Linked DNA regions of Homo sapiens: regions 1 and 2 are each linked to region 3. Evidence: chromatin loops called from intact Hi-C (ENCODE). Cell type or tissue: chondrocyte. All regions are shown on one strand. Links, peaks and the distances in the headings refer to the core of each region. The heading gives the core; the rest is flanking DNA. Region 1 holds the start of KCNE5 (potassium voltage-gated channel subfamily E regulatory subunit 5). Region 2 overlaps ACSL4 (acyl-CoA synthetase long chain family member 4). Region 3 holds the start of NXT2 (nuclear transport factor 2 like export factor 2).

What was found. Peaks named below come from ENCODE experiments on the same cell type or tissue, not always from the same donor. Only the 100,000 strongest peaks of a DNase experiment are listed, where the experiment ranks them.
Region 1: a loop joins it to region 3, with 2.4 times the contacts of the local background. A loop is called at or near these places in 13 of 110 quality-filtered maps.
Region 2: it touches region 3 in a loop (2.6-fold over the local background); 3 of 110 quality-filtered maps call a loop at or near these places.

What each region holds. Positions count from the first base shown.
Region 1 is chrX:109,619,642-109,629,780 of GRCh38, reverse strand. It overlaps KCNE5 (potassium voltage-gated channel subfamily E regulatory subunit 5), which reads left to right and starts at 4,609. Exons shown (of 1, transcript NM_012282.4): 1 at 4,609-6,081. The coding sequence starts at 4,761. The coding sequence ends at 5,189. In chondrocyte, for the core only: no CTCF peak of the experiment used is centred there; DNase peaks (open chromatin) are centred at 4,700, 5,110 and 5,560.
Region 2 is chrX:109,703,455-109,713,593 of GRCh38, reverse strand. The region is part of intron 1 of ACSL4 (acyl-CoA synthetase long chain family member 4); the gene reads left to right. Among named protein-coding and RNA genes, the nearest start is that of ACSL4, 25 kb to the left of the region's middle. In chondrocyte, for the core only: a CTCF peak has its summit at 4,121; no DNase peak of the experiment used is centred there.
Region 3 is chrX:109,533,162-109,543,300 of GRCh38, reverse strand. It overlaps NXT2 (nuclear transport factor 2 like export factor 2), which reads right to left and starts at 6,457. Exons shown (of 4, transcript NM_001242617.2): 1 at 6,280-6,457; 2 at 5,170-5,256; 3 at 1,682-1,826; 4 at 1-794. The coding sequence starts at 6,294. The coding sequence ends at 613. RefSeq lists enhancers at 5,927-5,986, 6,277-6,476 and a silencer at 6,097-6,146. In chondrocyte, for the core only: no CTCF peak of the experiment used is centred there; a DNase peak (open chromatin) is centred at 6,190.

The sequences.
Region 1 (10,139 bases), core at 759-8,758, 87 kb before region 3:
AAGTTGTCTGTGAGAGTTATAAAGGCACAGACTGTTCACCGATGTGACTTGCTCACCGATGTGTCTCTAGGACCCAGCACAGTGCTTCACACAAAGTAACATGTAATAAATATTTGTTGAATGAATGAATGAATGAATGAATGATTCCTTCTCAGTCTTTAGTTGGTGCCTCATGAAGCCTTCTTTCTTTCTCTCCTTTAGAGCCCACTGTGGCTTTGCCAGCCTTCTGGACTCCGACAGTGCTTACCATCTGTGTCTGTCCTTTGGCAACTAGCCAAACTCAACTCAGTTCAATTCAACCAACTTCCATAGAGCTGCACTGTTGGCAGGAAGCACTCACAGTCTCAAGGAATGGGGAAAGCATTTCCTATCCATGGCGCCTCAATTGTACTTTTAAAACAAACTTGGCATGGAAGAGAACCTTTCCCGAGACTCTTTGAAAGTCTAAATACATGATTGTAAATTACTTCCCTTTGTCAACACCCTTGATTACCATTTTGGAAATGAGTTCCAGGTGATGGATAAACAGATGATTATTTGACAGGTATGGGGCTCGTGGAAAATGGGGGTGGAGGGGTGGTGAGGAATGAGAACCAGTGCCCATCTGGTGGATTTGCAGTTTCATTAAGTGTGGTAGGGAAAGGGGTTAGCATCTCAGCCATTCCAGGCTGGCCTGGAACTGAGATTTAAAGGATGCCCATCAGCCCCTAGTGTGAAAAGAAAGCCAGGATCCCCTCCACCCCACACCTGTTGTTTTTTTTGGAGTGCTGGGCCTTTTTAAATTTTATGACTATTCTCCGTTTCTATTTCCACCCGCTTTTACACATCTATCCCTCCCCATGCCATTCTTCTATAAATTAGTAGGTTGACTTCTCTCTGGTAGTGATTTCTTTCAATAAAACTAGAAGTAGCGTTGTGTTTATTAAAACATTATTTTAATAGCAAAACATGAAAATAACAGAAATATTACAATAAATGGCAAAGTTAAATAAGTTATGGTAGATCCATAGTCTGGAGTACTGTGTAGACAATAAAATAACACTAAGGAGTCAGTATTTAGAAAGGGAGACTTCCATGAAATTGCTATCATATTCCATTTTAATCCACTCTTTTGATCAATATTGCAGGATCTGGATGCATTCATTGTGCAATATTGGAAATTATTCTTAGCTTATAACTATACTGTGGCTGGGGAAAAGATGTTCTTTAAAAAATAAAATTTGTAAGTGATCTACTCTAAAAAAAACAAAAACAACAACAAAAAATAACGCTATGGAGAAATAGTAAATGACATGGAAAAATTTACAGTATGTTTTTAAGGGAAAAAGGCCATGAAACATGAGAGAGAGAGAGAGAGAGAGATTTGAGAGAGAGAGTCATGAGTATGCACCATTGATAATTTTTCGTTCTTTTCTCTTGTCGCTTTTTTGTGTTTTCCAAGATTTCCAAAATTTTCCTTGTTGCTTTTTTGTGTTTTCCAAGATTTCTGCATTGAATGCTGCAAAGTAAAGCTCAGAAGGGTGCATTGTGAAGAATCTGAAAGCACAAACAGGGGCATAGAGCAAGGCTTCTTTCAGTCAACGAATTTTGAGGAAGGCAAAATGCACAGAGTATTGCAGAGGAACTCCAGGAAGATGCTGTTTTTCAAATTCAAAGGGGAGAAGATGGTGTCTATTGGTGGTGAGAACTTAAGTTCCACCACAGAAGACTAAACTCTGTTAAAGAATCAATGAGTAACAACTCCTGGGTTTCTGAACATAGGGCTGAATTGATAGAAGTGGTGTTGGAGAATTATTCTAACCATAACATGATAGATTCAGCTGTAAGCCAGGAGATTCTCTGTTTGCATATTTGACCTGAGGTAATGAGAACATGGATTAAGCTTGTGGCAATAAAACCAGAAAGGAAGGAGCAGAGGGATCTGAGACATGCTACCAAGAATCAGAGCTAGAGATTCAAATTTGGCTAAATATATGCCAAGTGGTAGGTGAAACCATGTAAGAGACACTCTTCAAGGAAATGGGTGTTGAGAGAGAATAGCTGAGGACTGAGTCTTTGGGGATTCCAACAGTTAATGGGAGGAGGAAAGAAGGGGAGCCAGCAAAGGAGGCAGAGAATGGTGGGTCAGAGAGATAAGAAGAGAAATTTGAGAATGCAATGCCACAAGAGCCAAGGGTAGGACAGTTACAGGAAGGAGTGGGTGGTTGATGGTTTCAAATTCATCCTCGAGGTCAAAGATGCAAAGGGAGCAGAGACCCCTGAATTTGACCCGGAGGTCACTGGTGAACTGACTTATAGAAAGTAGTTTTGGCAGAAAGCACTGGACTCTAGAAGGTTCAAGAGGAGGGAGAGGTGGGAAAATGGAGGTAGCTCATGAATACCACCCATTTGACACAAGTAATGTGTGAGGACTGAGAAGAAGAAGGTCAAACTTTATAATTCCAGTCCTGCTACTTAACCAGTCTGAACCTCAGTTTCCTCTTTGGAAAATGAGAATCCTATTAGCTCATAAGGCTGTTGAAATTAGAAAACAAGTTTAAATGATTATTTGTATGTTACAGTAAAGGGGTTTCTTCCTCCTTTCCTCTCAAAAAAAAAAAAAAAAACCCTAGCTATTTCTAGGTATATGTTAACACAGCAGTCCTCAACCTTTTTGGCACCAGAGACTGGTTTTGTGGAAGACAATTTTTTTCATGGACACTGGGGAGGGGTGGATAGTTTCAGGATGAAACTGTTTCACTTCAGATCATCAGGCATTAGATTCTCATAAAGAGCATGCAATTGTAGATCCATGGCATGCGCAGTTCACAATACGGTTTGAGCTCTTCTGAGACTCTAATGCCACTGCTGATCTGACAGGAGGTGTAGCTCAGGCGATAATGCTCACTTGCCCTCTGCTCACCTCTTTCTGTGCGGCTGGTTCCTAACAGGCCAAGGTCCAGCAGCCTGGGAGGTTGGGGACTCCTGTTTTAACAGATAAGAGAAGTCTTTTTAGCTCAACAGTCATATCACTAGGTTAGCAGTGCTTTGAAAATTCTCTGGCTGTGTCCTCTGGCATTCATCCTGCCAAGTTGCTTTAACAATTCTTTCCTGAGGCCCTCTGAGGTGAGAATATTGAGGCAAGGTGATTAGAAGGGAGCCAGTGTCAGGGTCATGTGGAATGTCTCTGAGGCCTGTTTAGAGGCTGTGAAGCAAGGCTCTGTTTGAGACCCTGGATACAGTTTGGTGCCAACCTCACCTGAACACACAGAAGGCTACAGCCCCTGGGTGGATGGTGGGCTGAAGAACGGTTGGGGAAGAGGCATCGGAAAACCTTCCTTTTTTAACCCATGGCACCTATAGATTGAATGGTCCCTGGACTGAACGGTCTTGAACAGGCAGCATTATTTTCAAGGTGTGCCTAAGGTCATACACTTTTCTTGCTTTCTGCTCTCATTTGGCAACTATGGACAACCAGACCTAGCCAGCACTACCTCATTTTTTCTACCCCACCATCTACAAACCAACCCTTTTCCTTTGTGAAGCTCAGTCTGTTTCCAATTTAACATATCTGGCCTGATCTTTGTCTTGGTGCCTTGTTTTCCCCTAAAAAAAGACAGCCTTTGAGAAAAAAATGGCTGCCCTAAAAGCCATTAGGGCCTAGACCTGTTACCAAGTCTAGAGAGGCACACAGCTGTTTGCTGGCCTAACTGGGAGTAGGGTGAGCATATTCTCTAGAACTGGCACTTTTCAGATCCCGAGATATCCACAGAGTGTAGTCAAAGGGCCTTTTAAAATGTGCATGCTACTCTTATTGGAAGAACTTGGTTTCACTTCTGGGAAGATGGCTTACTTACCCATGGGAAACAGGCTCCCATTATGAATAGTACATTCATGTGCTAAGATGTGTTGACTTTTCAAAAAGTGTCATAGGACATCAGAGCAGGGGTGCTTCCAAGAAGGTGTAATATCACTTATATCACCAGAAACCATTTTGGATAACCAGGGAGTTCTACTCTGCCTTGGCCTTCTAGCAGGTGCCTGAGCACTCAGTCACCAAATTCAGCCTGAGCATCTTCTGAATAAGATGCTCTCCTCCGACAAGGTGGGAGGGGGGTGAAAAGGGGGGCGGGGGGAAAAGGAAAGGAATGAGGACTAGAAAGATAGGCCTGGGTCCCTGTATATGGGAGTAACTTCCATAAAATGTGGACAAGGGGTCTCTGCTGCGGAAAGGCGTCTGCCCTCTCCCTTGAGCGCCCCAAGGCAGAGCTGCCTTAGGGGGCCAAATGCTGTATCTGGGCCAAAGCCTGGCCTGCAGGGCAGGTGGCCAGAACTTGGAAGGAATTCTCTTCCGCAGCCCAGGGTCCAGGCTTGGCCCCAGCAAGCTGCCCTGCCAGCGTCTGCTGCCTGGGGCCTCGCGCATTCCGAGCCCCCGCCCCCTCCGCCCGTCTCCCAGCCTCGCCCCCACTCTTGTCCCCTTCTCCTCCCCCCACCAGCTGTCCCCTTTCCCTGGAGCAGCGAGACAGCCAGAGCCTGGGAAGAGGCGGCCGCGGGCCGGAGGGGGCGTGGTGGGGAAGGGGAGGAGGGGCGGGAGTGAGGGAATAAGGAGGCCCCGCCGTCGGCGCCCCCAGCCACTGCGCGCTCGCCGGAGAGCTGGGTGCTACCGCTGTTTCCGCTGCTGAGCCCTGCCCGCCGGCCGGCCCGCTCGCTAGCTCGCTTCCCCTCGCCCAGGGGGAAAGGTCAGCAGCGTCCTGGAGCCGCCGTGTCACTCCCCGAAAGCCATGAACTGCAGCGAGAGCCAGCGGCTGCGAACCCTTCTGAGCCGCCTGTTGCTCGAGCTGCACCACCGGGGTAATGCCAGCGGCTTGGGCGCTGGCCCTCGTCCCAGCATGGGCATGGGGGTCGTGCCTGACCCTTTCGTGGGCCGCGAGGTGACCAGCGCCAAGGGCGACGACGCCTATCTCTACATCCTGCTCATCATGATCTTCTACGCCTGCTTGGCCGGAGGCCTCATCCTGGCCTACACCCGCTCCCGTAAGCTCGTCGAGGCCAAGGACGAGCCGTCCCAGGCTTGCGCCGAGCACGAATGGGCCCCGGGAGGCGCCCTGACCGCCGACGCCGAGGCTGCCGCGGGCTCCCAGGCCGAGGGCCGCCGCCAGCTTGCCTCCGAGGGGCTGCCTGCCCTCGCCCAGGGCGCTGAGCGGGTCTAAAACCACAGCCCCAGATTGCTGGTTCGCGCCCTCCTCATCTCGCTCATCCCTGGGCGCGCCTCCCACCTTCCACCCCCAACTCCCTTCCAGGGTTCGCCTCATCTGAGGCCCAGATAATGGTGAGAGGCCAGGAGACCTTGTCTGGAAGGCCCTGGAAGGAGAAGCACCACCTTACCCATTCGGGCCAGTTTCTCCCTCTTCACCCCTGCGCCTCCACCCCTACCCCGCACATCCAACTGCACTAAACTGCCTCTGCTCTCTTGTCTTCAGACAGCCCTGACAGCACGCTCCAGCCCTCTGGGAACTGAATCCAACACGTCCAACACTTGGCACTGAACTGAAGCAATGCATTCTATCAGAACTCTGGGCCGTCTAACTGGCAGCTGCTCCAGGGGCTGCCAGGGACTGCTCACTCTGCAGAGCCAACGGGCTTGCCAGGCCGACTGCAGCAGCTCCAGCTTCCAGTTGCCTTAGGGACAGAGACAAAGGAAATGAAGAGACCTCAGACATCTTTTCCCTCCCTCTCTCTTTCAGCAGGGAGCTAGCAGGACACTAGGACCAGTCTGTGGGATAGAATGAACTTAATGGGGGACGGAAGGGGGAGGAGTGCTCAACGGGGAGGGAAATGATCTATGACTCCAACCGTATGATTTTCTTGCCTCCCCAGTTTTCATCCCAGTGGTAACGCCTGATTTTTGGTAGCTATGCCATCTTCTGCTGAGGATTACCATTACTGGGTGTATCACCCCAGTACTTCCAAATGCCTCTCCTCTATTGATTCAGTTGTTATTGCAGTGTCTGCTTCATCCGTGGAACTTGAGGCTCAGATGCCCCCTGCTCTGTAACCCTGGGGAATGTCAGAGGCAGGTAATAAAGGTTGTTTAAACAATAACGCAAGACTCTTCTCTCAGAGATTCCAGCCTTAAGACCCAGTACCATATGGAGAAGGAATCCTTTTTCTTTTGCTTTTGGAAATGATGTTTGGATTTGGGGGTTGGGTGGTTGTGATATTTATATCTATGTAACCAGTTCCAATTTGATATGTGTGATTATGGGTGAAGAAAATGTTTATATGGCTAAATGGGTTGTTTTTTCAAGTGTTTCAAAAGTTATACCTACTTTATTACTTATCCCTCCTTTTTTCTTATTTCTGAAGCACTTTCAAAGATCACAATGCAGTCTTTCAGGATGCACTTTAAAAAACCTTTAAGGCCCATCCCTTTTAGCTATTATCAAACCTAATTTTTAGAAGCCACCTTAATAATTGTTTTTATTTTACTTTTTTTGAGACAGAGTCTCACTGTGTCACCCAGGCTGGAGTACAGTGGCACAATCAAGGCTTACTGAAGCCTCTGCCTCCTGGGTTCAAGCGATTCTCCTGCCTCAGCCTCCCAAGTAGCCTCCTGAGTAGCTGGGATTACAGATGTGCCCCATCATGCCCAGTTAATTTTTGTATTTTTAGTAGAGACGGGGGGTTTCACCATGTTGGCCAGGAGGTTCTCAAACTCCTGACCTCAAGTGATCCGCCTGTCTCGGCCTCCCAAAGTGCTGGGATTACAGGTGTGAGCCACTGCACCTAGCCAATAACTTTTTTGAAGTGGCTTATTAAAAGACAAGGAAGCCACCAAATAGTGTAAATCTGAAGTCAAAGAGAAAATTCTTGAACTGAGCAATCTTAACCAATGATGGGTAAAGTTAGAGGTGTGTGTTGTATTGATTTATTCTCCTTGTCTCAAGAAGGTTGTCAGAAACTTCCCTGCTTACAGCTGAAATGCTTATATCTGATGATGGCTGTTTGGGCTTCATCAACCACACATAAAATCACCTCTTAGAAGTAAGCCAATTTGCTTAAATATAGCTGGGTTCTCTGATAATGATAGCAGGACAAATATATTACCAGTCACTTAAATGCATTGATAACACACAAACCTCATTCAAGGCATTGGGTCTTACCTTCCAGCCCATCTAGCATTTTATTGGAACTGTTAATAAGTTAAGTGAACTTACTTTTATTTCCAGGATTCACTCATTGAAGCTATACTGGCCTTGCCCCATTGGCTCTTCTCCAGTCCTCGTTCCAGCCATAAGGTCACCCCTGAAGGTGAGGGCCAGGGATTGGGCAGCAGTCCAAGACGATGACAGAAAGAGAAGGGAAGCTGTGTGAGCCATTTCAGCCAGGCAGGGAGGCCTGGGGAGGATGTGGAGGAAGGGCACAATATACAGCAATGCTGAGGACATGTGACGGGGCGGTCTTCAGTCCTGTATTCTAAGTAAAACAATGTCACTCATTTATCTGGCATAATGGGGACTCAAGGTTATTATTATTAATTTTTTAAATTGAGACGGAGTCTTGCTCTGTCACCCAGGCTGGAGTGCAGTGTCGTGATCTTGGCTCACTGCAACCTCTGCCTCCCAGGTTCAAGCGATCCTCTTGCCTCAGCCTCCCGAGTAGCAGGGCTAAAGCCTGCGCCACCACGCTGGCTAATTTTTTTTTTTTTTTTTTTTTAGTAGAGACGGGGATTCATCATGTTGGCCAGGCTGGTCTCAAACTCCTGACCTCAAGTGATCTGCGCACCTTGGCCTCCCAAAATGTTGGGATTACAGGCGTGAGCCACCACGCCCGGCCTCAAGGTTATTTTGATAATGAAGCATAATCACTGCTTCAGGTGTTGAAATTTTGTAAACACATTTGTACCATTTTCCCATAGACATTTAAAAGAATATATTGCCAAAAATAAAAGAAGCTGGGAGCAGTTAGGACAGTGCTCATAATACACATTAATGTGCCAGCTGTGGAAAACAAATCCCATGGAAAATGTTCCTGCTTTTAAAAACATTTTAACCTTTTTATGATGACTTAGGGTACCCATGAAGAACATGTAGCGAGAGTAGCTATAGAACCCTCCTGGTCAGAAAAGTGAGGTGGGCTGGGAAGAGTGATTTAATTTACTTTCTAGTGGCTTTTTTCAAATACTCTCAGACTTTCAACTGTCTCCCAGATAATGAAGTTTTTCAGAAGTCTGGACACTCAACTTTTACCAGACAGTGGAGGTGTTAACAGCATTGAAGTGATCATATTGTGGTCAGCAAAACATAGGGAGAAGAAAGAAAAACTAGGTGCTTGGCCAACCCCCAGTTTTGATAATGTATCCCTGAATAGCAATAGCTGACTATACAAGTTGGGAAAATGTTAGCTTTGTCCTTAATGTGATTTTAAAGATGTTAAACATTCTAATAGAATGATTCTTTTTTTCACTCCACCAAGCAGTCTATTTCTCCTCTCTGCATAACCAGATCCTGTTTCAACTCAGGTTCAGATCTTCACTCCAAAATAATAAAGAAGCAAAAGACCTTTGCTTCCTGACTTGTAACTTGAGGCTTTCTGCAGAGGAACTAGGGGATGTTTTGAGTTTCAATGTCTGGAATTACTTATCGACAGTGCGAAAAGAAATGAAAGCTTTTCTTCTATTACAGACACAATTCTGTGTGTCAATTTTACTTTTCTAGAAGGATATAAGTGGGGTCTTTTGTTTGTTTGTAGTTACCATCTTCTCTTTTTCAATTTGTCATTGCTTTTATAAACCCAAGGTCTGCACATAACTTGTATCATCAGCAACAAAAAAAGGGGTCTGGGCTGCTTTCCAAACAATCTTGCCTGCCAGCTAAAGCGAATATACCATGATGTGGAGAGAGCATAGGACCAGAAATCAGGAGAACTTGGGTCCAGCTCAGGCTTTGCCAATTAACCAGCTTTGTTTCTCAGAATGAGCTGCTTAACCTCTCAGGGCCCCAGTCTCTACAGCTGTGGGGATTTGAGGATCAAGTGAGATAATATATGAGAAAAGGCTAGGAGAAGTGTAGAAACTATAGAAGGTATTAAGTTTATACTTTCCTTTTCTTTCTTTGGAGGAGTGCTCTTGGCACTTGGGTGGGAGTAGTGGGAGGAAGAGAAAATTTTCCACTATGTAGTTTCTACTGTTAATGCTCAAAAAAGAGGATTGCTGATACTTAGCCACTGGCTCCCAGATTTTCAAGCTTATCTACCCCATTCTCAGGATCTTGGCTGACTAGGAAACTGCATAACTGTCTCACCATTCTACTCTGCTCTCGTTTACTTGCAGGCCCATGGTGCTCTTTAAAAAATGTATGACAGTAACACTTTATTTACAACGCTCTACCAGGACTGGAGTCTAGACTTTTGAAGACAGGGGTCTTCAGGGATTGGTAGCGAGCATAAGAGAAAAGAATGAAGGGTAAGAATCAGGGACGCTGGGCTTCATAAGGGAGGTAAGAGGAAGAATGAACTAGAATGTTCTGTGAAGGTGAGAGAGTATGACTGAGGATCACCAAAGGTGAATAGATTAGATTGGTCAATAGCCAGCCTAGGTGAACGTGACCTTTCCATCAAAAATGGCCTTGGGAGAAGCTGTTGGATGAGAAGTCACTTTTCAGCCCTTTTGTTCCTACTTAACATAACCTATAGGCTGTCCAGGGAGACAAATAATGTGATTAAGCCAATTCCTCTTTCAGTGCTAGACCTCACAGCATGGGACCAGGTGGCCCCAACTAGTCCTCCATCTGCTATGTTTTGAAAGAGGACAGAGTCGTGGTCAAAGCTGTGGCCTGTGCCTCTTCCTCTGAAGAGAGTGCAGCCAGAGCAGACAGGAAAATACCTCAGATACATTTTTAAAATTGTGGTAAAATACGCATTATGTAATATTTACCCACATAGCCATTTTTAAAAGTGTACTGCTCAGTAGTGCTAAGTACATTGACATCGTTTTACCACAGTGCCATTTTCAGTTGGAGAAAAAGGAGAACAGTTAAATTCCCTTAAATAGAAGTGGCATACTTAATCATTGCTTCAGATGGCACCCCTTCCATGGATATTCACATTTTATAATGGATCACTTAGGACAGTGTAAAGGTAAAACCCCAAGAAAGAAACTC
Region 2 (10,139 bases), core at 706-8,705, 170 kb before region 3:
ATTGCCTTTTTTTTTTGTCTGTAGCAAATTTTTTACTATTGGCAATTTTATGTGGTTCAACCTAATAGCTTGAAAAAGATTTCTAGGTTATTCTGACCACCCTGCACCCCTGTCCCATCTCTCACTTCCCTGAGAATCTGCATTTAGAATAGTGAGCTGTTTCTGAAGCCTTTGGACTAAGCAACAATGTTGACAAACTTACCTTCCAGGAGTCTCTGATAAGCACAACATCCTGAAGACATATCCTTGTGTTGATGACATATGCAGAGAACTTTAACTATAGTGACTTGCATCTGTGTGTCAGTACGGTAGAGATAGACTTCTGAGTTTTCACCTAAGCTCTGCAAGAGAGCCTGATGGTCCTCTATCCTGGTTCCATATCTGTAGTGACTAGCTAAGGACAGTGGTGCCACCCAGTGGCACGTTATAGACAAGCTGCTGATGTTGCTTTAGCACTCTTCACTGCATCAAATTCTTTCCTTTCCCATCCCTTTCCCTTCCCCTTCCCTTCTTCCCTTCTTCCCTTCATCCCTCCTTCCCTCCCTTCCTTCCTCTCTCCCTTTCTTCCCTTCTCTCTTCTCTCCTCCTTCCCTCCCTCCCTTCTTCCTTTCTTTTTGTTTTCTTTCTTTTCTCAGGGTCTCACTCTGTCGCCCAGGCTGGAGTGCAGTGGCGTAATCTCAGCTCACTGCACCCTCCACCTCCCAGGCTCAAGCGATCCTCCCACCTCAGCCTCTGGAGTAGCTGAGACTACAGTCGTGTGCCACCACGGCCTGCAAATTTTTGTACAGACAAGGTTTCCCCATGTTGCCCAGGCTGGTCTGAAACCCCTGGGCTCACATGATCCGCCCACCTCAACCTCTTTAGTAGCTGGGACTACAGGCACATGCCATGGCAGCTGGCTTTCTTTTTCTTTCTTGCATACTCTTCCACATTCATGGTCTCATTTTCCTTTTATTTTCCCCACCTATGCCACTGGCACTTACGAGCTTCATTTCGGCCAGCTGATAATATTCAGGGACACTAGCCATATAATTTTGCTGTGATACCCTTATTTTAATAAAGCTTTGGAATATAGGATGTGAAATAGTAAGTGTAAACACACTGAACACACTGTCACTTACTCTGCTTATGAAGTCGTGGTTCTTACCCAGAATTGGCATCAAGTTTGTACTTGGTCAGAATATGGCACTTCTTGGCCAGGCATGGTGGCTTACCTCTGTAATCCCAGCACTTTGGGAGGCAGAGGTGGGAGGGTCGCTTGAGCCCAGAAGTTTTGAGACCAGCCTGGGCAAGATGGTGAGACCCTGTCTCTACAAAATTTTTAAAAATGAACCAGGCATGATGGCGAGTGCCTGTAGGCCCAGCTACTCAGGAGGCTGAGGTGGGAAGCTTGCTTGATCCCAGGAATTTGAGGCTGCAGTGAGCTGCGATTGTGCCACTGTGCTACAGCCTGGGCAACAGAGCAGGACCCCATCTCTTAAAAAAATGCCACTTCTCCTGTTCAATGATGAGACTCCTAATATATGAGAGGAGGCCCTCCTATGTATTTCAAATGTGGAGAGGCATATACTTCTACTCAGATTGAAAGATTTATCTTGGAAATCCTTTTTTGGTTTCCTTTCTACATAATATGACTTCTTATTTCATTCCAACTTAATTCCAAAAATATTTATCCAGCACCTACTGTGAACCAGTACTGTGCTAGGCCCCAGGTATTACAGTAGTTATCAAGACAGACATGACCTCTGCCTCTAAGGAGCTTAGAGCCTAGCAGGGGAACAGGAACTTAGACAAATTTAAGTGCTGTCCCGTAGGGTACTTTGAGGTCAAATAGCAGAGGCACTTCACGTAACATAGGAGGTCAAGGAAGGCTTTCTACACATTTCATTTAAATGAAGACCTAAAGGGAAGCAAGAAAAGGCAGAAGAGAATGTTACTGGCAAAGGGAAAAGCATGTGCTAGAAGCAAGCAGAGATGAGAGATTAAGCTTGATGCTTTTGAGAAATTAAAAGAGGTTCAAGTTCGTAATGGCTACAGCTGTGAGATCAACTCTTTTAAGTCTCATGACAGTACCTGTAACTAATAATATTATCCCCTCCATTTTTATGGTTGTGGCAAATGAGGAAAAGATGTTAAATATTTTGCCCTAGGTCATCCATCTCTAGTAAGTGGCACAGCCAGGGATTGAACCCAGGTCATCTGGCTGTAGCATATTGGCTCCTAACTACCATACTGGATTGCCTCTCAGCTGGGGCATAGTCTTCCTTAGTAAATGGAATGGTCTGTGTCTGGTACTACCTACCATAAAAAGAGCTGGAGCTTATAGGATCTGGATTAGTTTAGAAATACAGGTTTGCTTTAGTCTTTTATTCTTGATTGGGAATGAAATGCTTCATTTGATATGCAACTCTGAGGCTATTGACACATATTTTCCAAAAAACCATAGATGGGAAATTATAACTGGTTACATGTTTATTACAAAAATAAAATTGGTGTGAAATATGTATTTCCTGCAAGGCTAGGGTTTTTGTTTGATTGTTAAAGTTAACTTGGCAATATCCTTTTCTCTGATTTTTAAAGTTAGGCTGAGTGCAGTGGCTCATGCCTGTAATCCCAACCCTTTGGGCAACCAAGGCCGGAGGATCACTTGAGCCCAGAAGTTTAATACCAGCCTGGTTAAGATAGTGAGATGCTTACTCTACAAAAATAAAAAAATAAGTTAGCTGGATGCAGTGGTGAGTTTCTAAGTCCTAGTTATAGGAGGCTAAGGCAGGAGGATCCCCTGAGCCCAGAAGTTCAAGGCAGCAGTGAGCTATGATTGTGCCACTGTACTCCAGCCTGGGTGACAAAGCAAGACCCCATCTCTCAACAAAAAAAATTAAAAATTAAAAAATAAAATTAGTTAAAGGGTGAACATAACTTATTAAATAGGACTATACTTTTTTAAAGTCACAAATCAAATACCTATACACGGAGATATTTTCTTACAATGCATCTGATTTATCCTATATCTGTTTAAGATACAAGTGTGTTTTTTGTGAGATGAGAAATTGACTTCAGTTTGAAGTCATCAGTTAAGGTGTTAATCTAGATTCTAGAAATTGGATTATAAATGTTGCACATAAACTAAGATTGTAGTAATTTGATATCATTGAAAAACACTTGGAATAAAGAGTCTTGTGTGTTTGTGTGATTAATGGTGTGCAGCTGGTGCTTTCATTTACTTGCCCGTCGTATATGACTGTGGATTCAAACAGGAGTTTTTACTTGGAAGTGTTTTTCCAGGAGTGAAGGTTGGCTTCTGCTAATATACCCATACATTCTTGCCTTGTTCTCTATGGGATGAAAGTTAGGATACAACTAGGGTCATCATTAGGATATTTTTGCAAAAGAAAGAGGGGTTTGATAATTATGCTGGGACAACCACAGGACAGTCCTCAGAAAGCTGGGAAATGTGTTCACCTACATTTTATTTTATTTTATTTTTTGAGACAGAGTTTCACTCTTGTTGCCCAGGCTGGAGTGCAATGGCGTGATCTTGGCTCACTGCAACCTCCGCCTCCCGGGTTCAAGCGATTCTCCTGCCTCAGCCTCCTGAGTAGAGGGGATTACAGGCATGCACCACCAGGCCCGGCTAATTTTGTGTTTTTAGTAGAGACGGGTTTTCTCCGTGTTGGTCAGGCTAGTCTTGAACTACCGACCTCCGTGATCCGCCTGCTGCAGCCTCCCAAAGTGCTGGGATTACAGGCGTGAGCCACCGCACCCGGCCTCGCCTTCATTTTAACCAGTTTATCTGGGGATCAGGTTTGTGACTCTAGCTTCCGAAGTACTGGCTCAACCCAGTTTAGCGAACCATCAGTGACAGAGAGATTTCCCTCTACTTTGGAGTAAAAGTTAATTTTTGAGAAAATATTCTGTTGTATTATTATACTGGAATTGTATGCGTAGCAGCTGTATTCTTTTTATACTTTTTAGCATTGTGAACTCCATGCTGCCAGACCCTGTTGGGGTTATTGCAGGACACATTTGTAGATGTGTGGGCCTTACAGGAAGTGAAATTACTTAATGATATTTTACCACTGCTCGAAACATTTCGAAAGAAAAACTTTGAGAGAAAGAAATGATTCAGCCTTTTCTGCCTCCTACTTTTTGAAGTCAGCTAGTACACATTTGTAATGTGATAGCACAGTTGATTGGAATGTCTGAAGCTAGACAGGTAAGATGATACCCTTTGAAGTTTGAGTATTTGGTCCCAGAACCAGGTTGTAAAGAAGAAAGTACTGATGGAAAGCTCACTTCTGAAATCCCCTCCTTTCACAGGCCCTCTGATCACCCGTGTGGAAAGTAGCCCTCTGGGTCTACTAATCACAGACATCAAAGGAATGATATTCATTTGGTTCCTTTTGCTTGAGTTACCTTCTCCTGGGGCAGGCTTAATTTCCTGTAGGGGACTGATTCTGGTCAGTTGAAAAACATTTTCATTATGGGGCAGAAGGTTGCAAGTATGGCATGGTACCTATTCTATCTCATGCAGATATAATCTGGCATTTGAGTTCCCATTTGTTTTAATAGGATAAGTAAGTAGAACTCTTAGCTTTAAAGAAATTTATACTTTCATCTGTGCAGAACCCCTCATGATTGTCTGGCTTTTTGATATTGTCTGTTAACTTGCTATTACAGGTTGAGTATCTCTTATCCAAAATGCCTGGGGCCAGAAGTGTTTGGATTTTGGAATTTTTCAGGTTTTGGAATATTTGCATTATATACTGACTGGTTGAGCATCCCTAATCCAAAAATCTGAAATACTCCAATGAGAATGTCCTTTGTGTGTCATGTTGGTGCTCACAACGTTTCAGATTTTGGAGCATTTCAGATTTTGGATTTTCAGATTAGGGAGACTCAGCTTGTACCAGTCAATTTTTGTTAGTCACGTTTTGACATAAGGGACACCAAAAGGATGCTTAGCTTCAGAAAACAGTTAACCATGGTAGTTATAGTAAGGAAGAAAACCCTCATTTTATTTAGCTTATAGGTTATATTACATGAGCAAAAGAAGAGTTTATTTTGCTTTGAGCCTAATTTAAAAACCGAAGATCTAACCTGCTTTCCTTAGTACAAATAAAGCCAACTTTTAGCTCCTTTTACAGTATTACTTTGCCACTTGAGTAGGGCTAAACACCTTTTGGACCATATTCATTGTTACTATCAATACATAGACACACATTAGAATTAATTGAAAGGCTGGTGCTATATTTTCTACTTTATTATTAAATGATAAAAGTAACATTCACTGTAGAAGTTTTAGAAAATGTAGGGAAATTATAAGGATAAAACTAAAAATAACCTCTACGTGGGTGCAGTGGCTCATGCCTGTAATCCCATTACTTTGGGAGGCTGAGGCAGATGGATCGCTTGAGCCCAGGAGTTGGAGACCAGCCTGGGCAATGTGGTGAAACCCTGTCTCTACCAAAAATACAAAAAATTAGCCTGATGTGGTGGCGCATGCCTGTAGTCCCAGCTACTCAGGAGGCTGAGGTGGAAGGATGGCTTGAGCCCAAGAGGTCGAGGCTGCAGTGAGCCAAGATTGCACCACTGGATTCCTGCCTGGGTAACCGAGCAAGACCTTGTCTCAATAAAAAAAAAAATCACCTGTAATTCTGCAACCTAGAGATTAACATTTTGGTTTATAGCCTACATAAATTTGAGGAAGTTGATCTTGAGTATGAAGTTTCATCTTAAACCAATTTCACTTCATATATCTTAAACATTTTCTCATACTCTTAAATACTCTGGCAATGCTGCATTTGATGGCCGCATAGTATTTGATCACATGGATACATTATTTTACCAATCACCTATTGGGAATTTGAAGTTGTTCCTATTTTTTTTTTCTGTTATCCATACCACCATGATGACTGTCCTCTATTTTTTTGTGTGAATCTCTAATGATTTCCTTTAGGATAGGGGTCCGCAACTCCCAGACCATGGACCGGTACTGGTCCATGGCCTGTTAGGAGCTGTGCTGCACAGCAGGAGGTGAGCGACAAGTGAGCATTTCTGCCTGAGCTCCGCCTCTGGTCTCTGGTGCCCGAAAGTTTGAGAACTGTGGCTTTAGGATATTCCCAGAAATAGAAAGTGAAATTACAAGTGCAGGAAGTATAACTGAAGGCCTGTTGTCACATATTACCAAGTTATTTTCTATTTAGCATGTACTAATTTCTACTTTTGTCAACAGTATATAAAGTGCCTTTTTGTATACTTTTGGCAGCACTGAGTAATTTCTTTATTCTTAATTGGCACTAGTTTTTATGGACCCCCAGTGCATTGCTATCTGTTTTAGTAAATAAAAGTTATTCATGGCAGGAATTAAAATAAGGATGCAATATTATAAGTAGTAGTACTGCAAGGAACTGGTAACTCCAGCTGGTACTTTGAGAATTGTCTAAACGGACCATATTTTAACTCTAAGGGTCTATGTTTCTAAAAATATATTTTTCCTTTCTGAAATACTTTTATCAGTCTCTAATGTAGAGGAAAGTGCTATTTTTTTCTCCTAAAGTTGTAATTCCATATGTACTTTCTGCTCATTACGTTAGGCATTTCTCTGTGTGTAAGACTTATGTTTTTGCCATTTTAAAAAACAAAAACAAAACATACATTCTGGCAAAAATTGTACAAATTTTGTGGGAAGTCTTGATTGTTACACAAGAGTACTTTCTGGTTAAGAACACTTAAGGTAACAATCACTTTCTTCAAGTATTGTTCAGGTCTGTAGTATTTTAATGAATGCCTTGTAAATTCAGATTCATCCATGTATCAACACACTTCTTGACTAAACTTGGAAAGGAGAGTTGTGGTAAGGTCAGTGTTTGCTGTTATGTAATCTGTTTGTCCAAAATATTTAAAAATCAGTATCGTAAGATTCTTAATTCAGAGTCAAGAATTATCAGTGTGACAGCAATTTTCATATGTTGAAAGTTTTTTCCCCAGTAGTTGTTTCATGATAATCAAGCTGTTTCTTAGGTGTGGACCTCAAAAAGTATTATCAGTTGATTTTTATGACTTTGAAAAATTCTAATTTAAATGCAATTGATATATTGAGAGCTCATAAACAGAATGTGCTTTCCCTGTTGATACTGCTGCTAATTTAATTCTAGGTAACTGAAGGAAAAGGAATGGTGTGCATTCTTGTTGTTTTTTCATACTCTCACATTCATCTTTTATCTAGTCTCAAGATGATCTTAAGAGTAAAGCTGTAATTATAACTGATTAGAAAGAATTTCCTAACTTTAGTATAGAGGGAAGCACATAGGGTGCTTTCTTAATGTTCTAGAAAGCAGACCCTATTTTAGCTTCTTAGTCATGGAGTGGGGGGAACTGTTTCTTTCTTTTTAAAATTATTTTACAGTTATCATTGTATTCAATTTTTAAAATTCTTACAACCTCTGTGAAGAAGGTAAAGAGTAGATGAATAAATTTTAATGTCAACCTAGAACTTCACTCCATAATTTATTTGTGTTATAGTAAGTTATTTTAAGCTAGTATATACCCCTATTCAAAAGTCAAGATTTAAACATTGTTGCTAAAAAGTAAATGGGGCCTGGCGCCATGGCTTACGCCTGTAATCCTAGCACTTTGGGAGGCTGAGACGGGTGGATCACCTGAGGTCGGGAGTTTGAGACCAGCCTGACCAACATGGAGAAACCCCGTCTCTACTAAAAATACAAAATTAGCCAGGCATGGTGGTGCATGCCTGTAATCCTAGCTACACGGGAGGCTGAGGCAGGAGAATCGCTTGAACCCGGGAGGTGGAGGTTGTGGTGAGCCAAGATCGTGCCATTGCACTCCAGCCTGGGCAACAAAAGCAAAACTCCACCTCTCAAAGGAACTTTCTGGCATTTAAAAAAGCTTTCCTTGGATCAGATATTGAAAATCCCTCTAGTGTTTTAATAGCTTCTATTTGTCACTAAATATGAAGGATGGGTGGGTTTGTGGTTAAAAAAATAAATAGCAACAATTTCCCAAAAGGTACATATTTAAACTGAATTTCAAAGCCGAGATAAAAAGTATGGTTCAGAAACCGGAGATTTCAGTTAAGCTTCAGGTAAAGGAAGCAAATAGGCAGAATAAACCACACAGACAAAATGTCAAACCAGGCAATGTTTGTCTTTGAGCATCTTCCATTTCTTATTTTAGTAGGCATCTCACTGGTTCCCTGTGTCTTTTATCCTGCTCTCTGTCACTGGTAGCAGAACAAGCTAAACTTCCTTAAGCAAAACTGTCCTAAGAAATGTACACTGCAGAGACTTCCTAAAGAGAGATGGATGGATTCATTTGGAAACATCTGTGTGCACACTCTAATTTGTATTCATTTTTCCCTAGAGAATGATTACACCTATATAATTAAAAAGTTGCCTTTGAAAACTATTGGCACCAAAAATGGACAATAATTAATGACCCATCCCTCATTTTTTAAAACCATTTTATTGTGGTAGGATTGACATACAAAAAGCTGTAAAGATGGAATGTATACAACTCAATGAGTTCGGAGAGAATCATCACCACAATCTATGCCATAAACCCATCCATCACTTCCAAAAGTTTCCTCCTGCCCTCTTATGTATTGTTATTTGTGTGTGTGTGTGTGTGTGTGAGAGAGAGAGAGATGAAAACACTTAAAATAAGATATACCCTATTAGCAAATTTTAAAATACACAATGCAGTATTGTTAACTATAGGCACCATGCTGTACAGTAGATCTCTGGGACTTCTTCATCTTTCATAACTGAAACTTTGTATCATTTGACTAATACCATCCTGTTTCTCCCTCTACCCAGCCCCTGGTCACCACCATTCTGCTCTCTGCTTCTATGAGTTTGACTCTTTTTAGTTTCCTTTTATAAATGGTGTAATGTAGTATTTGTCCTTCTGTGTCTAGCTTATTTCACTTAGCATAGTGTCCTCCAGGTTTGCCCAAGAGAAGTGTTTCTTTTTTAGAGACAAGCTCATTATCTTTACTTTAAAGCCTATTTTGGTTCTGAGAGTCTACAACTTGGTATGTAAGGAGTGAAATTTGTGTGCTTGCAGTTCATTAGGCACTTGATAGATCTACATCGTATTTATATATCTTCATACTAATCATGGGGGAGAATTTATGTAACAAAATGAATGATAATAGAATTATTAGCTAAGATTGGACTATTTCTCTTGGCATTCAAACTAGACTCTGTCTTTGAGTTTAGATGAAGAGAATGGGTCTAAGATAAATAAGCATTGCTTATTTGCTGTAATGTTTACCTTATTTAAGTAAGAAAAATAAAAATAAACATTGCTTCAAAATGGATAAAGTGAAAACTATCAGAATACTGCATATTTATCTATGCAAGGAAATATGACTGTTGTCATGGATATGCAGTTTGGTATCTCAAGCAAGAAGGTATCAGAGAATGTGAATATGGCATAGTTTATAAGATCTGTGACCTAATAATCATACTTCTAAGAAATGCGAGGGAATAATTTTATAGTCTTGAAGTGGGAAAATGACCCAGAAGCCATAAAGGAGATATATTTTACTACTTAAAACTAAAAAACAAACAGCCAACAACAACAAAAAAACCCCACAATATTTATCTAATATGTCTAAGAAATTCAGACATAGTGAATTTTTTTTTTTTTATTTGAGATGGAGTCTCGCTCTGCAGTGGTGCAATCTCGGCTCACTGCAACCTCCACCTCCCAGATTCAACCAATTCTCCTGCCTCAGCCTCCCGAATAGCTGGGATTACAGGTGCCTGCCACCACACCTGGCTAATGTTTGTATTTTTGCTAGAGACAGGGTTTCACCATGTTGGCCAGGCTGACCTCGAACTCCTGACCTCAAGTGTTCTGCCCACCTCGACCTCCCAAAGTGCTGGGATTACAGGCGTGAGCCACCATACCCAGCCAGTGAAATATTTTCATATGTTCATTAGCTAATAGTGAAAAGCAAAAAATTAAGACAGTGTTTTTGGTATCTATCAAACAGTTCAATCCAGTATTGGAGGAGATATGGGGAAATGGGCATATTAATATACTGCCGGTGGGAATATGAAACTATATTCTTTTTTAGAGGGCATTTTTACTTTTTTAAAAAAAATAAA
Region 3 (10,139 bases), core at 1,210-9,209:
CGTTTTGCACCTCTCTAGTTGATTAATTTACTTCACACAAAAAAATGCCAAAACAAAAATTACTTAAAATGAAAAACGACCACTGAACATCTCTATATGCAATTCCAGTATGTCAGAGTAGTTATGTAAACCTAAATCTGTACTATTTTCACTGAACTGATTTGAAAAAGCCATATATTAAAATGGCATTACCAGTGTTAACTGAAAACAGGCAACGTGTTTTACTAGAAAATTAACCTAATAACCAAAAAACTCCACTTCTTCCCAGAGTGTTATATTGTGCTGACATCCCATAGATAATATTATAAAAAGATTTTATTTTTGCAATAGGCTGGGTTCACAGTGAGTATGTTAGTACCAAGATCATGTGTTTAATATTATTATAAGAATGTCATTAGTGGAATGTATATAAGGCATGTAAAAAAATAGTTTTAAAGCTCTTAGAGGGCAATGCTCCAAACTGGCAGCTGCTAGAAAAGGTGCTGACAGGAATAGAAAATATTAAAGAAATTTAGTTTCAGCACATATTATAGTGCTTCTACAATCAAAATAATTCACATAAATTTCAATTGCTGGAACTAATGGACCAAATGAGAATGGACTTTTGCCCCTTTAACTACTAGACCAATCTTGAAAACGGAAGCAATCACTTGCAATCTTCCACACAGTATTGTTGGGAGTGGACTGAGCAGTCAGCAGGAAGTTCTGGTTGAAGAAATGTTGTTTGTTTCCATCAAACTTCACAGTTCCACTGGTCACAACAAGAACTGTAGTTTGGGACTGAGTTGCTTGCTCTTCATCCACATTAAAAAAAAAAGAGAACACATCATTTTCTATCTCTAAATAAGCAGATTTTCAGGCTTAAAATACATTGTTTATGGACTAATGCTTAAAATTTTTTTCATACACTTTCTGTCCCTTGAGCATAATCTTAAGCATGCATACTCAAACCCAGAAAACTAAGTACTTAGTAAAAGATATTAAAATTATTTTCAGTCCAGAAAACTTTGGGATACTCTAGTTTCAAAATGAGGAGCTTATATCTAGCATAGGACCATTTGCTTCATATATATATAAATATTTCAGAATTAATATTTCAGGTTTCTAACAGAGCTTATTCATGCTTTGCTTCTTAAACTATTGTTCTTTTCAGGAATTATAAAGGAAAAAAATCACCCTGAACTACAATTTAAGACACTTAGGACCCCACCTAGAGGTTTTATTAAACTGTATCAATCTACCTGGAATCAAATTTTCTTGTAAAAAGTCATCCTTTCACATAACAGAGTAAATTTCTGTGAAATATTAGTAGATTGTAAGATACTGAACACATTAATCAGAGATATGGTATAATTTTACTCTGGAGACATTTCAGGGTCCAGCAGGCAACTATTTAGAGAAATCAGATAATCTTTCCCTGCCATTTACAAAAATCACATTAATCTCAACTTTTCATACAACTTTTAATAAGCCAAAATCACATAATCCATCAAAAGCTACTAGTGGAAAGAATCTGAAGGAAGACCAAAGTTTGACTGGACAGTTACATTTTTCATAATATTTAACTTGCTCAAGTAAGTAAATAGTTCTACCACTAAAAGTTTCTCGCTGCTTTTGGTGTAAAAGCTCAGTGCTTACTAGAGGAAAACAAAGGAAGCATCTTGAAAGATCATGATCTTACCATGAACTGGTTGGCAATCTAACATATTGACCTGGAACTCACTAGAAGGCAATGTGTCAAAAAAATTATTTAGGGCATCCAGCCCTGAAACAGCATTTCCATTCCATATTAAGGTGGCCTTGTCCAGATACAGCCTGGTTAGTGCCTAAAAAGAAAGACAAATTTAAAAAAGGGAAATAATTCTGTTTCTAGATAAACATTTTATAGAAATGGATTAAAATATTACAGATGGTATATAAACATTTTTTGTAGTTCTACCTTCATCTCCACTCCCCTTGCTCCATCTCCACTGGAAACCCATGTGAACAAAACGTCTGTCTTATAATCTTGGCCTTAAATAAATATCACCTTACTCTTTATAAACTAGGCAGTAAAATATATTTTTTCATATTTCACTTTAGACACAATAAAACCTTCCACCCAATTAAGTTCTGCTTTCTGTATTCAAATGAATTAAATGATCACAAATTCCAAGCAAATGCAGCCCCAAGCCAGTTTTAGTGTGTCTTCCTTTTGTAATTATGAGAATTAACAAAGTTTTTGATCAAGCCCTACCTGTACCCTTTAATGCTAGTGGCTATATATATATATGAAACATTTAATATTTGCATGTGTTAGAAAGAATTAGTTCACTACTCCCACTTTTTAGAGAAGAGGTTTATGTTTTCTTAAAAATTATTCTGTTTTTTAAAAAAATTGAGACAGGGTCCTGCTCTGTTGCCTCAGGCTGGTCTCAAACTCTTGGGGTCAAGAAATCCTCTTGCCTCAGCCTCCCAAGTAGCTGGGGTTACAGGCATGTCATACCATGCTCGGCTATAGTACTACTCTATTAGTGTACTTAGTTCAAAAGAATCATGAGTACTTGCTAAAGCAGAGACTTCGATAAGTCAAATAAGTTAAGGCCCAAATGAGGCAGAAATTCCACAGTTAAAACTCTGGGGTCACAAGACACACTATTAGCTTAATTCTATAATGTAACTTGGGTTAAAAGGCCAGGCAGGCATGGTGGCTCACGCCTATAATACCAGCACTTTGGGAGGCTGAGGCGGGTGGATCATGAGGTAAGGAGTTCAAGACCAGCCTGGTCAAGATGGTGAAACCCCATCTCTACTAAAACTACAAAAATTAGCCGGGCGTGGTGGCAGTTGCCTGTAATCCCAGCTACTTGGGAGGCTGAGGCAGGAGAATCGCTTGAACCCGGGAGGCAGAGGTTGCAGTTAGCCAAGATCGCGCCACTGCACTCCAACCTGGGTGACAGAGTGAGACACCATCTCAAAAAAAAATAAATAAATAAAAATAAAAAAAAAGGTCAACACATATATTGACACTGGTAATAAACAATGTTGTCTTTTTTTTTCTACTTTATTTTTTGAAAGCAGTAAGGTACAATACACATTCAAGGCAAGGCACAATAAACATCCATTGTCACAACCCTTTTCCCTGACATCAAATATCAGTACAAGAAACTTCTTTTATCTTTTGCCTTAAAAAATTGGTTTTCACCTGACAAAAACAAGCAATGGGGAAAGGATTCCCTATTTAATAAATGGTGCTGGGAAAACTGGCTAGTCATATGCAGAAAACTGAAACTGGACCCCTTCCTTACACTTTATACAAAAATTAACTCAAGATGGATTAAACACTTAAACGTAACACCCAAAACCATAAACCTAGGCAATATCATTCAGGACACAGGCATGGGCAAAGAGTTCATGACTAAAACACCAAAAGCAATGGCAATAAAAACCAAAATTGACAAATGGGATCTAATTAAACTAAACAGCTTCTGCACAGCAAAAGAAACTATCATCAGAGTGAACAGGCAGCCTACAGAATGGGAAAAAATTTTTGCAATCTATTAATTTCCAAATCTACAGGAACTTAAACAAATTTACAAGAAAAAACAACCCCATCAAAAAGTGGGCAAAGGATATGAACAGACACTTCTCAAAAGAAGAAGTGGCCAGCAAACATATGAAAAAATCCTCATCATCACTGGTCATTAGAGAAGTGCAAATCAAAACCACAATGAGATACCATCTCACGCCAGTCAGAATGGCAATCATTAAAAAGTCAGGAAACAACAGATGCTGGAGAGGATGTGGAGAAATAGGAATGCTTTTACACTGTGGGTGGGAATGTAAATTAGTTCAACCATTATAGAAGACAGTGTGGCCATTTTTCAAGGAACTAGAACCAGAAATACCATTTGACCCAGCAATCCCATTACTGGGTATATACCCAAAGTATTATAAATGATTCTACTATAAAGACACATGCACACATATGTTTATTGTGGCACTATTCACAATAGCAAAGACTTGGAACCAACCCAAATGCCCATCAATGTTAGACTGGATAAAGAAAATGTGGCACATATACACCATGGAATACTATGCAGCCATAAAAAAGGATGAGTTCCTGTTCTTTGCAGGGACATGGATGAAGTTGGAAACCATCATTCTCAGCAAACTAACACAGGGACAGAAAACCAAACACAGTTATGTTTTCACTCATAAGTAGGAGTTGAATAATGAGAACACATGGACACAGGGAAGGGAACATCACACACCTGGGCCTGTCAGGGGGTGGGGGGCTAGAGGAGGGATAGCATTAGGAGAAATACCTAATGTAGATGACGGGTTGATGGGTGCAGCAAACCACCTTGGCACGTGTATACCTATGTAACAAACCTGCACATTCTGCACATGTATCCCAGAACTTAAAGTATATATATATATAAAATCCTATGCTTAATAAATGGGTTTTATATAAAAAATAGGTTTTTAGAGATAGGGTATTAACTTTTGCAGCTGCAGGACAGAAGTAGTTCTCCAAAGCACAGTTCTATGCTGGTAAGAGACCTAGGCAAGACTCACTTGACCACATACTGACATAATTACGTAAAAGATATGGTGCAGGGATAAGTTGCAATGAAAAAGCTGATGAAATCTCGGTCTGTTGAGGACTTAATATTATCCATGCTACATGCATACTTTTTGTGGGTGTAAGCTATACTTTTGAGCCATGATCAGAAATTATCTATAAATATATGAAATAAAAGGGGCGAATCAGGAAATATTCCCCGTAATGACCCACCCCTTCATTAGCACTAATAATACCTTAACCATATTGGTTAATTGATGGAACTAAGAAAAGGAAACATATTTAAGAAAATATGCTGGGCCTAATGTTAAGTGCGGTATTTTAATTAATTCATACTTACCAACCTGAAAATAAAATGAGGTTAAGGGAAAATGGCAACTTGCTCCAGGTCAAAGAACTAGGTAAAAGTAAACCTGGGATATGATTCCAGAGCCCATGTTCCCACTAATGCCATACCAATCCTTCCCTGAGCAATTTGCTTTTAAAGAGTAAATCCACAGTTACCACTTATGCAAGTCAGATGAAACGCTGGCTCCAGACACAACCTGGTATTTAATAAAGAGTAGTAGTCTATAAAGAGTAGTAGAGTCTATAACACTCACCCGTCTTCTTTTATCCATTGTCTCATAGTAAATATTGACAAACTCCTCAGCAGCTCTACATGCCTGATCTACATAAGTTTTAAAATCCTACAAGAAAAATTCCAGAAGTATAGATTACCAACCTTTTCAACCCCTCACAAACACAAAACCACTGACAGAAGCTGATGATTTATTTCAACCACTATGTAGCTCTATATACAGTCCACATTCTTTCATATAAATTCAGACATTTTAAAGGCCGGACTCTGAAGTTTGCAATTTTAAAATTTTTCACTAATTTTAAGTGCATGTCTTTAGGACATAATCTTCTCAATGAATCTGAGTCTTTTTCAGTCTCCACATATAAATTTATAATCTTTTCTTGGCAACTAAGCACTTTAGACTTTCAATATTTTACAAACATTCACGGCAATGAAAATGACACCACCTGAACCTTAGAAAAGGAGAGAGAGCGGCAAAAACTGCCACTGAATAAGCTAGGAAATTGTTTTCTGTTTTCAAGTGAGGTGTTAGAGCCAAACTCCAAAGTTGATGAATGGGAAACACACACACACACACACACACACACACACGAAAGTAGTTCAACTACTTGAAAAACCGGCAGCTCCACTTAGGAAACTTTCCCACATTGCGTAAATATTCACTGCTGTTTGCCTAAGAACTGTGACACCGAAGAAAGCAACGCTGTTGGCGTTCGTGCCGGAGAATTAAGGAATACCTTCCTTCTCATTCATGTACGGGGCCCAGTCTATTACTAAATTAAGAACAATGAATCGCCAGTTTCTTTGTCAGGTGACTGAAAGTGATTTTTAGAGAGGAAGATAATCGAGAGAAAGAAACTGCAAGCCATAAACAACAAACCCCAACATCCCCGCCTCTCGCTATTTCCCAGCTCAGGGTCCTTTCCGGGATCAGAAAGCGACTGCTAACCAGGCTGGGGGTGGGGCCGGCAGGGCGGGCAGCAAAGCGTGGGCCCCGCCCCGCAGTGCAGAGAGCCGGGACGTGATTCGTCACCTATCCACGTGAGCAGCAGCCAGACCGCCCCGGAATCCCTCCTCTCAGCCACTGGAGTCCGGCGCCCAGCCGTCCTGCCACGGCCCAGGCACTCACCAGAGACGTGGCCATCTGGGACCTTGTAGCAGTGTGTTCTGGCAGTGTCGGCGTCACTACCTCCTCACGTGTCCGGTCCGCAGGGCTGCGGAATGATCAATACTTATGAAGAGAGCGAAACCCGCCAAACGCACAAAATTTTCCACCCTCCCATTCTCTCCCGGAAGTAGCTCGGTCCGTCGTTAAAAGCACACCGATGTTCCAACCTTAAGTTCCACTTCCCTTCAGTTCCTGAAGATCCCTCCCATCCACCTTATCTACTTGTTTGATACTTAGTTTAAAATTTAAAAGCCACTTTGCTTTTGTAAACATGATACTCAACAGGAAAGTCCCCTACTTTTCTAACGACAAGCCTGGGGACAAGCAAAAATGAAAGTGTTCAATTACAGGGACTTTTTTGCCCCAGGAGGCGGAGCCAAAGCCCTCTGAAGACCAATTAGAAATGCGAGGAGACCTACTATTCCGTAGCCTATAGGATAAGTGGGCAGAGCTTGGGGAAAGGCGTGCGTGACTAGTGAACAATTTAGCATTCTGGAACGTTCTGGAAGGATCATCCTCACTGAATTACTACGTTTTGGCAGTATGCCTAAAATTACTATTTCATTTTAACCCAGCCACATTGAACAGGAAAAGTTCATCTGGTTTCTCCATTCTGGCATTTTAAAATGTCTCACGGACACCAACAAAAATTAAGTTTACAGTGCTATTCACCATCTTTTAAGGGCTATTTATTCTGCAAGGTATTCTAACAATAACTAAAATGTCGAGTGCTGACTATATGTAAGGTGCTTTTCTAATCAGTTTTACATATATTCACTTATTATAACAATGCTGAGGTAATTGCTATTATTTTATCATCTTCATTTTACAGCTAAGACTGTAAAATCTGCCTACGGTCACAAACTAGTTGAGATTCAAACTCAAGCAATATAACTGTCATGGCAATGTGGCTTTGCTCCCCAACACCCCTTAAAAACCTCTCATCCCAAAGCCGCCAATGACTTCTGATTTAAATGGCAAATTAATTAGATGTCGTAGTTTTACCTTGAGTGGCTGGTGTGTGGCCCCTCATAATAGTTACTTCTTCTTTGGTATCCTTCTCTGTCTCCCTGAGACCAGTGGCTTCTGTATTTTCTCATACTTTTAATCTTTCTCTTTATCTGGCTCTTTTCTCTTCAAGGTAGGACTAACGGAAGCTTCTTCTCAGCCAGCCAGCTTCCGTTTTCCGTTAACCTCTGACTGGCGTCACTTCCGGTGCATCCCCCCTTTTAAAGCCTCCCTTCTTCAGGGTGATCTAAATTGCTACTCGTATGCTAATGAATCTCAACAACCTATCCCAAGCCCCCACCCCTTATCTGAGCTCCAATTACACATAATAATTTTGCTAAACATGAACGTGACTGCACTATAGGCTTCTCAAACTTGTACGTCCAAAATTTAAACTCATTATTTCCTCCGCACTTCCAAACTTTTATATTCTCCCAGTCACCTATCTTGAATTCTCGGAATCTTTATTTTTTTGGTTCCGCTCTCCTCCTCATCATAATTCATTCAATAAATATTTATCAAGTATTCACTATGTGCCAAAGATTGTGCAAGGCTCTGTATATAGAGTGGTGAATAAAATAGGCATGTTTCGAATCCTTGTGAGGCTCAAAGTGTAATGAGAGTGCTAGACAATAAACATAACATTGAGTTACAAAGAAATACTAAGTAACTTGCTTAGTTCTGACCATTCCCTATAGCAACCCTTCTCCCTCTTCCCCTCCCCTCCCCTCCTCCTCCTCCTCCTCCTCTTCTTCTTTTTTTTAGAGACAGAGTCTCACTCTGTGGCCCAGGCTGGAGTGCAGTGGCATGATGTTGGCTCGCTGCCAACCTCCGCCGCCCGGGTTCAAGTAATTCCCTTGCCTCAGCCTCCCGAGGAGAGTAGCTGGGACTGCAGGCGCCAGCCACCACGTCCGGCTAACCCTCTTCGTTTTTCTCCCTCGCTCTTCTTGGCTCTCTCCCTCCCTTTCTCCCCCACACTTCTCTCACTTTCCCCATCTCATTCTCTCCTCCCTCTCTCACCCCCACTTCTCTCTCTTTCCCCCTCTCATTCCCCCTCTCATTCTCTCCTCCCACACAAACTTTGATAACTCTATTGTCTATTTTCTTCCAAATTCTCATAATCTTTAAATACCTACCTTGGTCTGATCTGAATTTATTTTCCCAGGCTATTCTCCCAAATTCACCAACACTGGCAAAGTTAACTACTACTGTTTGCCAAGAATGACTGATGTTTACTACTTCATTGGTGATTGTTTTTCTTGATTGAGAGATTGTGTTTTATATGATTTCATTCAATCCTCACAACCCCCAGAAAGGCAGACATTATTATCTAGATTTTTAAAAATTTAAACTTAAGTTTAAAGAAGTTAAGTAAATTGGTTAAGATGATACAGCTAGTGGACCTGGGATTTCAGTCCCAAACTTTCAAATCCCAAAGTCTGCTTTTAGACACTTGGCTATTCATGCATTTACTTATATATTCTTATTTTGGAATGTTCCCTCCATTTCTACCTGCCCTTCAGGGACCAGAACAGGTGCGATCTTCCCTATGAAGTCTTCCCTCATTTCATGTCCCCTGAACCCCAACTGTTGTGAGCTCTTTAATGGCTATGAGAATGGCTATTGGTGTGGGAAATAGTGTTGAAAAATATGGGAGGGTTGAAGTACTGGAAAGGGACAGCTGAGTTAGAGGTGGAGGGGAGCTCAGTTTTGCACTGAATTTTTGCACAGAATTTTGTGCTACAAAGTGGAAATTGCTACATTGTGCTACAAAGGTAGGAGACTGGGTAAACTGATAATATAGAAACCAATGATGGGCTCTGGTTGTCAGAGCAGTGAATTTAAAGATATGAAAACTATGTTGGATGGAGGGGGAGGGATGCAAATGGAAACAAAGTGAATAAGACACGGAGTTGCTCTTCACTAGATAACTGCAAATGTATAAAACTTGGGAAGAATGACTAGGAAGGGTGTGAAAGAGCTTTTCTTGGAACACAGCATAGCATTTTGATTGAGCACATTGTTGTTGGCACCAGTCTGGGCTCAAATCCTAATCATGCTACTGACTAGTTTTGTGACCTTGGCAAAATTACCATTCCATGACTCATACTCCCGATCTGTAAAATGGAAATGATATTAGTACATATTTCACAGCATTGCTTTAGGAATTAAATGAGTCAGTGCCTGTCATATAGTTCCTGCTTGAGGAGCATTATTTTCCTACCCATGGCAGAGGAAATTAGGCAGCCACTTATTTGAGAGTATGAGGCGGGTCCAGATTAGATAACATATGAGGTATTGAGAGGCATCTATCTGCACAGTTTAGGAGATGGCTGGTGACCCTGGGATAACAGACTGTAAGGAGCAATAAATTGTGTCAGGTAGGATTAAATGAGGCTGTGCTGTGCAGCCAGATCTTCTGATCAAGTGTAAACCTAATGGAATTAATGTTGTTGGGAATTACCAACATCCCCATCTGAATCTTTGCCTTGCTCAAGACTTGAGAAGAACTAATCTAGAACAACCAGGGAAGTGATCTGAGCAGTCAACTCCTTCCTCTGAGCTCCTTAATTGGTAACCATAGTGTTCACATCAAATAGTGCTTTTAAAAAAAAGTTTAATTGAGATATAATTCACATATACAATTCACTAATTTAAAAACCAATTCAGTGGTTTTTAGTATATTTACAGTTATTCAAGCATCACTGCACAACTTTAAAACATTTTTAACACCTCGAAGAGAAACCTCTTTCCCACTTCCCTTTTTACCCCAGCTCCTAGCAACCACCAATCTACTTCCTGTCTCTATGTAT